Linked DNA regions of Homo sapiens: region 2 is linked to region 1. Evidence: read pairs that join two places in POLR2A ChIA-PET (ENCODE). Cell type or tissue: PC-3. All regions are shown on one strand. Each heading gives the region's core, and the rest is flanking DNA. Links, peaks and the distances in the headings are about the cores only. Region 1 overlaps RAB3IP (RAB3A interacting protein). Region 2 overlaps MYRFL (myelin regulatory factor like).

The links. Peaks named below come from ENCODE experiments on the same cell type or tissue, not always from the same donor. Only the 100,000 strongest peaks of a DNase experiment are listed, where the experiment ranks them.
Region 2: POLR2A ChIA-PET joins it to region 1 with 5 read pairs; 2 of 35 experiments call an interaction of 5 or more read pairs at or near these places.

What each region holds. Positions count from the first base shown.
Region 1 is chr12:69,790,373-69,795,758 of GRCh38, reverse strand. RAB3IP (RAB3A interacting protein) reads right to left here. Exons shown (of 11, transcript NM_022456.5): 5 at 1,245-1,322; 6 at 415-618. Among named protein-coding and RNA genes, the nearest start is that of MYRFL, 32 kb to the left of the region's middle. In PC-3, for the core only: no CTCF peak of the experiment used is centred there; no DNase peak of the experiment used is centred there.
Region 2 is chr12:69,849,485-69,854,870 of GRCh38, reverse strand. All of the region lies in intron 1 of MYRFL (myelin regulatory factor like), which reads right to left. Among named protein-coding and RNA genes, the nearest start is that of MYRFL, 27 kb to the right of the region's middle. In PC-3, for the core only: no CTCF peak of the experiment used is centred there; a DNase peak (open chromatin) is centred at 2,710.

The sequences.
Region 1 (5,386 bases), core at 214-5,213:
AAATTCTCTCTGAATTTAAATAAAAGCAATGTATTGATCTTTAAGAAAATCATCTTATTTTCACATATTTCTTATATCCATACTTTGTAAGCGCACTCTAGCAATAAATTTTGACTAGCCAGATCATTAAAGCCACCCACTCTCCTCTAGACAACACATGACAGTTTCCTCCCTTAATGAAATACTGAGATTAAGAAACTTACCAAGTTTCCAGCAGGTACTCCAAGGTCAGCCAGGTAGAAAATGGAACTGAAGAATCCCTGAAAGCAGCCAGCTCTAGATAAAGCCTCCCCCATCTTAATACTGCATTATTTTGTACTAAAAATTTTGCTGGCAAAAATGATAACTGACACCTCAGTGATGAGAACTAACAAGTATCAACAGAGTCAGAGGGGACAGTCCTTGATGAGTTACCTCTTTGCAGTCTTTTACAATTGGCTGTATCACACTGAGGTCCTGATGACTGCCACTCATAGCACTGCTTGTGCTTTTATTTCTTGTATGCCCCTTTTTAAAAGGTGTCTTTCCACCTGGCAAAGGCTCCTGCGTAGGTGATGTTGGAGAACTGGACAATACAAGTGTCTTCAATGCAGCTACTTCAGCTTGAAGTACATCAATCTTGGAAAGAAATCAACATAGTCACATACATTAAATACGTTTCATGACATATGCAGCTAAATATTAGCAATCTGGTCAAAACACTTTCAAAGATGAAAAGTAAGTTTAATTTGTATTTCCTGTGGAGTAATAAAAAGAAACTAAAATCAAGTTTTTTGATGTTTCCATATGGTTTGGATTCATCTATTATTAACAACGTCAAATGAGCCTGTGAAAATTACCAAAATATCTAACATTTATGTGAATTTTCAAAATCCTCAAAATATAATAGCTTATGATTAGTTGTAGAAGTTCACTCCTAAAACAGTAAAATCTAATAACATTTAGGTGGCTTTTCTCAGTGAATTTAAAAACTAAGTATTAACATTAAAATGTGATTCTATAATCCTTTGGATAATTCATGTGATTTACAAGGTTTTAAATCATTTGGTTCTCATATAAATGGACACGAAATGTTTACTATTAATTATACCTACATAGTAGCTATTTTCTTCTATTTTTCTGTAGTTTCCAAATTGAAAACAAGCACTACTTTACGATCAGAACAAAATCCAACAGATGTTAAGGTATCTTTAAAACAGTTATCACAAATTTATTTTATACTATTAAGAGCTGCAAAAACTCACTTTTCCTTGTGCTTCTTTTAGCTGTTTTTCTGCTGTTGCCTGCTTGATATTTGCTTCTCTCACCATTTTATGAGCTTCCTGAAAAAGTTAACATCTCAAATTTTAGAAACAAAGTAGCATTTGTTTTCAAAAAGTTCTTGCCAAATGTTTACAATTGAAGCAAAGATATACTACCAAAAGTTAGCCTGAAGTTAAGTATTCAATGTCAACTATGGAAGCAGCAGTTGACAACAGAGACAAACTATGAGACATTAGGAATAGGTGCCTTCTTTTAGGACCTATTACCACTGAGGCAGCCAAGTTGAGATCAATCATCCGGATAGATACTTGCGTAAGGACTGTGAATGTGACGAAGGCAAACAATGACCAATGTGTCAAAGCCAACTCCTTTGCAGTCAGCTTTTTATAATGTGGTCACTATATATGTTCTTATTAGTCAAAGCAAAGACATACAGGAGGGACAAGTAAAAACATTAACACACCAATAATGTTGCAGTTTATAGTAATGACAGCTAAGAAGCCTTAGAGCTTTCAATAAAAACATTCCCAAAATTTTATTATGTGACAATTTTGTGAAGAGCAACCTAAAAAGGCAAATCAGTTTACCCTTTAATAGAGTTTTAATCTTCTAGTACCACAAATATGAAACTCTAGGTATTTAATTCCTTTTTATTCATATAATGTTTATTCATGAGACATTTACTCATGTCATCTCCTTGTGAGGTACTGCTCCAGATGCTGATTACGTACTGGGAAAGGACAAAGTCCCTGCTCTTAAGGAGCTTACATTCTGTTTATATGTATTAACCAAATAAAACATCGGAATAAGAATTGTGGGTTTTATTCTAAATGCAATATGAAGCCTTACAGTTTTTTTAAGGAAGACATGATCATTTTATTTTTAAAAGATTATGCCCTTGTATAGAATAATCCCTGTAAGGGATTAAGAATGGACTGGAAGCATATATAGGGTGCTTGAGATAGTGCCCCGAGATTTAAGAACTTACATTTTAGAACTTTAGTTTACAATTTATCAGAGGAAGGAAGGAAATGAGCTTCAAAGATATTTAATGAATAGTTTGACAATGGCACCCTCACTAGATCTGTCAAAATGCACAGTGGTAGAATGGAAAGGTGGAAGTTCTTTACATCAGAGTTTGACTGTTTGTTTCCCGTTTGTTCATTAGCTTTTACAGTATTGTAACACTGCAGTTTGTGTGTGCCCATGAATGTGAATTTGCAGCTTATACTAGTTTAAATAGGAGAATCTTTACTATCAATGATTTATAGCAAAATGATATTAACCATGAAGATATTCCATGCACTATTATTCTGGCTATCTTGGCAAAGTCCTTAAGAGCTGTCAAATTTAATGAGTTAAATATTCTCCTTTTAAAAATAACAAATGTTTCAGATTTGCTGAATTTTTCTGGGACAAGTGGCTGTCAACACAAAACTATCTGGCAATGTTTTAAAAATAATAAACACAGCTAATCTGACCCTTCAAGATAAGTAACATTTTAACTTTAAATGAAAAAGTAATTCATACTATGGAGAGAATAGTTGACTAAATTTTTGGAAATGGACTCTGTTTTCATTAATAGTGGATTATGCAATTTGTACCAAACCTCCAACGGAGAACGATTAGAAAAGCTAGAAAAGTTTTTTGTTTGTTTTTAAAATATGTTTGAAGGTATCTGAGAACAAAATAGTGAAGTAAACTTAGAGTAATGTGAAATTTTAGGTGACTTTTCCACTACAGACATAAGGGTTACAGTGAAAAGGTATAACATACATATAATTGGAGCCCCAAAAGGAAAGATGAGCACTAGACTGGGGCAGGATCAGTTGCTAAAAAGATGACATGCAGAATTTTTACAGAATTTTTTAAAAATTGACAAAAAACATCAAAAGGTAGACTCAAAAAAAGTTTGAAAATTTTCCATCACACTGCCCTTCCAAAGCTGAAAATGATGTAAGTATCACCTATACCAGGAGTCGGTAAACTTTTTCTGTAAAGAGTCAAACACTATGTATACATATACAGCCTCAGCTGCAACTCCTCAGCTCTGCTGTTGCAATATGAAAGCAGCCATAGACAATACACAAATTAGTGTGGCTGTTTTAATAAATATTTATGAACACTGAAATATACATATCATTTTGTTTTTCTTTTAGCATATCCAGCACCTCTCAGTTACCTTTTTTTTGGAGGGGAGGTGGTGCGCAAACAAGATCTACCTTCTTAGCAAATTTGTAACATACGATATAGTCGTGCTGTACATTGGGTCTTCAGAATTTATCTATCCTGCATAACTGACACTTTGTACCAATGACCGACATCTCCCGTTTCTCCCACTTTCCAGCCCCTGACAACCACCAATCTACTCTGTGCTTCTATGAGCTCGACTATTTTAGATTCCACATATAAGTGAGATAATGTAGCATTTGTCTTTCTGTCTTGCTTATTTCACTTAGCAAAATGTCCTCCAGGTTCGCTCATGTTGTTGCAAAAGGCAGGATTTCCATTTTAAGACTGAGTAGTATTCATATACACACACATACCCCCCACATTTTCTTTATCCATTCATCAATAGACATATAACTTGTTTCCATAACTTTGCTACTGTGAATAATGCTGCAATGAACATGGAAGCACAGATAACTCATCAGGATAGCAATTTTCTTTTGGATATATATCTGGAAGTGGGATTGCTGGATCATGCGGTAGCTTTATTTTTAATTTTTTGAGCAGAAACTTCCATACTGTTTTCCATAATGGCTGTACCAATTTACATTCCCACCAATAGTGGACAAGTTCCTTTTCTCCACATCCTTGCCAACATTTACTATCTTTTGTATTTTGATAATAGCCATTCTAACCAGTGTGGGGTGCTATCTCATTGGGGAGTGACTGGCATTTACCTGATGATTACTGATGCTGGGTATCTTATCATATACCGGTTGGCCATTTGTATGTCTTCTTAGGAGAAATGTCTATTTAGGCCCCTAGCCCATCTTTCAATTGGGTTGTTTTTTGCTACTGCATGCCTTATATACTTTGGATATTAACTCCTTATCAGATACACGGTTTGCAAATGTTTTCCCATTCAGTATGCCGCTTCTTCATTTTGTTGACTGTTTTTTGCTGGGCAGAAGCTTTTTAGTTTGATGTACTCCCACTTGTCCATTTTGTTTTTGTTGCCTGTGCTTTTGGTGTCACATCCAAAAAAATCACTGCCCAGACCAATGTCAAGAAGCTTTTTCCTTGTTTCTTCTGAGTTTACAGTTTCAGGTCTTATGTGTAAGTCTTTAATCCATTTGAATTGATTTTTCTTTATGGTGTGAGATCAGGGTCTAATTTCGTTCATTTGCATGTGGATATCCAATTTTCTCAGCAGCATTTATTGATAAGACTATCTACTCCCCACTAGGTGTCCTTAGCATTTTTGTTGAGGGTCAGCTAACCAAAAATGTGTCATTTCTGGGCTCTCTATTCTCTTCTATTGGTCCACATGTCTGTTTTTATATCAGTGCCATACTGTTTTTACTGCTGTAACTTTGTCATGTACTTTGAAATCAGGAAGTGTGATGCATCCAGCTTTATTTTTCTTGCTCAAGATTACTTTGGGGCTGGGCATAGTGGCTCACGCCTGTAATCCCAGCACTTTGGGAGGCTGAGGCAGGTAGATCACCTGAGGTCAGGAGTTCAAGACCAACCTGGCCAACATGGTGAAACCCGTTTCTACTAAAAATACAAAAATTATCTGGGCGTGGTGGTGCACACCTGTAATCCCAGCTACTCAGGAGGCTGAGGCAGGAGAAAAGCTAGAACCCAGGAGGCGGAGGTTATAGTGAATCAAGATCGCACCATTGCACTCCAGCCTAGGCAACAGAGCAAGACTCCATCTCAGAAAAAAAAAAAAATTACTTTGGCTATTAACGTTTTTTGTAGCTCCATATGAACTTCCTACTTCTGTAAAAAATGCCATTGGGATTTTCACAGGGATTGCATTGTATCTGTAAATCACTTGGGTAGAATAGACATTTTAACAGTATTAATTCTTCCAACCAATGAACACAAATCTCTTTCCATCTGTGTCTTAATTCCCTTCATTAACTGTATTATAATTTTCAGTATA
Region 2 (5,386 bases), core at 254-5,253, 59 kb before region 1:
TGTTTTTATTTGCAGATAACATGACGCTATACAACTGATAAACAGAAATATTCAGAAAATTAAATAGGGGTTTCGGGTGATGGGTACACTAAAAGCCCAGACTTTATCAGTATGCCATATATGCATGTAAGAAGTCTGTCCTTGTACTCCTAAATATATAAAAATTAAAAACTTAAAAATAAGCTGGCCTGGCATAGTGGCTCACGTGTGTAATCCCAGCACTTTGGGAGGCCAAGGGAGGTGAATCATTTGAGGTCAGGAGTTCAAGACCAGCCTGATCAACATAGTGAAACCCTGTCTCTACTAAGAATACAAAAAAATTAGCCAGACATGGTGGCATGTGCCTGTAGTCCCAGCTACTCAGGAGGCTGAGGCAGGAGAATCCCTTGAACCCAGGAGGCAAAGGTTGCAGTGAGCCGAGATCACACCACTGCACTCCAGCCAGGGTGACAGAGTGAGTCTCCATCTCAAAAACAAAAAAATTAAAAATCCTCTCCCTCTCCCTCTCCCTCTCCCTCTCCCTCCCCCTCCCCCTCCACGGTCTCCCTCTGATGCCCAGCCGAGGCTGGACTGTGCTGCCGCCATCTCGGCTCACTGCAAACTCCCTGCCTGATTCTCCTGCCTCAGCCTGCCGAGTGCCTGAGATTGCAGGCACGCGCCGCCACGCCTGACTGGTTTTTGTATTTTTTGGTGGAGACGGGGTTTCCCGTGTTGGCCGGACTGGTCTCCAGCTCCTGACCGCGAGTGATCTGCCCGCCTCGGCCTCCCGAGGTGCCGGGATTGCAGACGAAGTCTCACTAACTCAGTGCTCAATGTTGCCCAGGCTGGAGTGCAGTGGCGTGATCTCGGCTCACTACAACCTCCACCTCCCAGCCGCCTGCCTTGGCCTCCCAAAGTGCCGAGATTGCAGCCTCTGCCCGGCCGCCACCCCGTCTGGGAAGTGAGGAGCATCTCTGCCTGGCCGCCCATCGTCTGGGATGTGAGGAGCCCCTCTGCCCCACCGCCCAGTCTGGGAAATGAGGAGCGCCTCTTCCCGGCCGCGATCCCGTCTGGGAAGTGAGGAGCGTCTCTGCCTGGCCAACCATCGTCTGGGATGTGAGGAGCCCCTCTGCCCCGCCGCCCAGTCTGGGAAGTGAGGAGCGCCTCTTCCCGGCTGCCTCCCCGTCTGGGAAGTGAGGATCGTCTCTGCCCGGCCGCCCATCGTCTGGGATGTGAGGAGCCCCTCTGCCCAGCCGCCCAGTCTGGGAAGTGAGGAGCGCCTCTTCCCAGCCGCCATCCCGTCTGGGAAGTGAGGAGCGTCTCTGCCTGGCCGCCCGTCGTCTGAGATGTGGGGAGCGCCTCTGCCCCGCCGCCCCGTCTGGGATGTGAGGCGCGCCTCTGCCTGGCCGCGACTCCGTCTGGGAACTGAGGAGTGTCTCTGCCCGACCACCACCCCGTCTGGGAGGTGAGGAGCGTCTCTGCCCGGCCGCCCCGTCTGAGAAGTGAGGAGCCCCTCCGCCCGGCAGCCGCTTCATCTGGGAAGTGAGGAGCCCCTCCGCCCAGCAGCCACCCCGTCCGGGAAGTGAGGAGCGTCTCTGCCCGGCAGCCGCCCTGTCCAGGAGATGGGGGGCAGCCCCTGCCCGGCCAGCCGCCCCGTCCGGGAGGGAGGTAGGGGGCAGCCCCTGCCCGGCAGCTGCCCCGTCCGGGAGATGGGGGGCGCCTCTGCCTAGCCGCCCCGTCTGGGAAGTGAGGAGCCCCTCTGCCCAGCCGCCACCCCGTCTGGGAGGTGTACCCAACAGCTCATTGAGAACGGGCCATGATGACGATGGTGGTTTTGTCGAACAGAAAAAGGGGGAAATGTGGGGAAAAGAAAGAGAAATCAGATGTTACGGTGTCTGTGTAGAAAGAAGTAGACGTAGGAGACTCCATTTTGTTCTGTACTAAGAAAAATTCTTCTGCCTTGGGATGCTGTTAATCTATAACCTTACCCCCAACCCCGTGCTCTCTGAAACATGTGCTGTGTCAACTCAGGGTTAAATGGATTAAGGGCGGTGCAAGATGTGCTTTGTTAAACAGATGCTTGAAGGCAGCACGCTCGTTAAGAGTCATCACCACTCCCTAATCTCAAGTACCCAGGGACACAAACACTGCGGAAGGCGGCAGGGTCCTCTGCCTAGGAAAACCAGAGACCCTTGTTCACATGTTTATCTGCTGACCTTCCCTCCACTATTGTCCTATGACCCTGCCAAATCCCCCTCTGTGAGAAACACCCAAGAATGATCAATAAATACTAAAAAAAAAAAAAAAAAAAATTAAAAATTAAAAATAAACAGCCTGCCTGCAAGCCTTTGAGCTATTTAAAATAGCTCAAAATTTATTTATTTAAAATAAATAAATAAATAGGTAGTTGGTTAAAATTAAATATGAAAACTAATTGCTGTATATAAAGAAATAAGAACCATTCAATCATGCAGATACATATACTAGGAAAAAAGATTTTATTCAAAATAACCAAAATAACAAAAAGCATAAGATATCTAAATATATATTTAGAGACAATGTTTCACTAAAAACTCTATGAAAGGCCTTAAGAAAAGATTTGAATAAATGAAGAGACCTACATTGTTCTTAGGCTGAAAGACAACATTGCAAAAACCTTACTACACATTATTTAGGATGCCTGCCAACCCCACATATTTGTTTTCTGAGAATTTCCCCTTATAAAGATAGTCTCCTGCAGCCATAATTGTAATACATAACCTCTACAGGCATCTGAATCAGGGAAAACCAATCCATTGGTTGGACAGTGACCAATTCAACTATTTCTCCCAAGAATTTGAACTCGTGGACTTTAAAGCTAGTAGTTCAGATTAAGTCATACAATAGCTAAGGCAGAGGACTAGAGCGATAGTCTAAATATTTCTGATCCTAGCTGGGTACCACAGCTCATGCCTGTAATCCCAGCATTTTGGGAGGCCAAGGCAGGTGGATTGTTTGAACTCAGGAGTTGGAGACCAGCCTGGGCAACGTAGCGAAACCCCATGTCTACAAAAAACTCCCCCAAAGATGAGCCAAGATGGTGGTGTGTGTCTGTAGTCCCAGATTCTCAGGAGGCTAAGGTGGGTGGTTCTTCTGAGCCCGGGAGGTTGAGGCTACAGTGAGCCATGATCGCACCACTGCACTTCAGCCTAGGCAACAAAGCTAGACCTTGTCTCAAAATAAAATATTATGTAAGTGATATTATGTCCTTCTCAGTGCCTTACATCAGAAGGATAATAATGTTCTGTTATGACTGATGTTAATGTTGATTCCTTGGTTAAAGTACTGTCTGCCAGCTTTCCTCACTGTAAAAGCTCTCCTTTTATAATTTGTGGGGAGATACTTTGAGATTTTGCATACATACTGTTTCTCATCAAATTTTTACCCAATAGTTTTAGCATGTTTTGATGTTCATAAGTATTTTAATACAAAAAATGAAAAACAAACTGAAATATGTTCTGTTTTGGTTTAAGCCTCGGTATTCAGCAAAAATTATTTCTTTCAACTTTGATTTTAGAAATAAAGGGTGCATGTGCAAGTTTGTTCCATAAGTATATTGCATGATGCTGAGATTTAAAGTATAGATCCCATCATCCAGGTAATAAGCATTTATAGACAATTTTTTCCAGTCCTGAATCTAATCCAGAATAACATAATGCATTGGGTTATCATGTCTTTTTAGATTTTTCAAAAAGTACAGGCTAGTTGTTTATAGGATGTCCCTCAGTTTTAGTTTGCCTCCTATTATCTTATGGTTAAATTCAAATTGTATATGTTTGACAAGAATATTACATAAGTAAGATCCATTCCATGAAATATTATGCAGCCATTGTAATAAATTTTACAATGTCTCAAGAGAAAAAAGTGGGTTGCAAAATCTTGTATGCGGTGAATTTCTTTCCCAATATAAAGGCAACAGATAGACAATTCCAAAATGAAAAAGTTGAGGGTATAAGACTCCTTTAAGTCCCTCTTGAAAGTAGCTCCTTAACAATAAAATTCAGCCAATCAAGAATGAATCACAAGAAAAAAAACAAAGAATACAGAAACTGAGGTGAAAAACAACCATGGATGAAGAGCGAATTCATGTAAATATAGGATTTAGACTGAAATTCTAAGGGGATTTTGGCTACAGATCAAAATGGAAAAGTAATAAACCCTGACAAAGAAAAAATAATATAATCAACAAAAATTGGAAGGCAGGGAGATGGGAGGTGGGAAGAGATGTAATACTAATTATCTCACCACTCATATCTCAGAATTCGTCTTTACTACCTAAACCTGTACCATTTGGTTAAAAAAACTTCTTCAACTTTTTAGTCATTTTCTAAATCCCCTTTCCTTAATCTTGGAAGAATCCTTTAGAACTGATAGTTTTAACAATAAATAATTACTTTTTTCAGAATTAAAATTCTGTAATTCCTTTAGTTTTCCTTCAAGTTATTTTTATTCTGTTAAATTCAAGTAAAATTAATATTTTATATTAAATTTAATATTTTATTAAAATAGTGCATATAAGATCATTTCTTATAATGATAATTTCTATCCATCTATCTACCTACTGATTGTATTAGTCTGTTTTCATGCTACAGATAAAGACACACCCAAGACTGGGCAATTTACAAAACGAAGAGGTTTATTGGACTTACAATTCCACATAGATAGGGAGGTCTCACAATCATGGTGGAAGGTGAAAGGCACATTTCACATGGTGTCAGACAAGACAAGAGAGCTTGTGCAGGGAAACTCCCATTTTTAAAATCATGAGGTCTCATGAAATTCATTCACTATCACAAGAACAGCACAGGAAAGACCTCCCCCTATGATTCAATCATCTCCCACCAGGTCCCTCCCACAACACGTGGGAATTATGGGAGCTACAAGATGAGATTTGGGTGGGGACACAGAGCCAAACCACATCACCCATCCATCCACCCACATATCCTTCTATCTGTAGATATTCATGGAGAGATGATGAAATAACATCCCACCACCATTAACACTGGTTAGATTATAGGATTGAGGGCAATTGATCATTATTTTCAAGTCCTAATTTTAAACTTTGGAAAAATATTTTATACAACTTTGGGTAAAATGATTTTCTAAAACAATTAAAAAATCAAATTGCCAAAATCAACTCAAAAATAAAGAGAAAGTCTGAAATGACAAATAGCCCTGGAATAAACAGAGAAAAATTTCACCATAACCATCACCCTACCCCTGCATAAACAAGCAAGGTTCCAATGACATCAAGGATCATGCTGTTAAAACTTTAACAATATAACTCTTCTACCATTTTCACAATTGTGAAACAGAGAAAGAATAAAAGTATCCAAAGTATTTTCATGAAGCTAGCATAAAATGAATG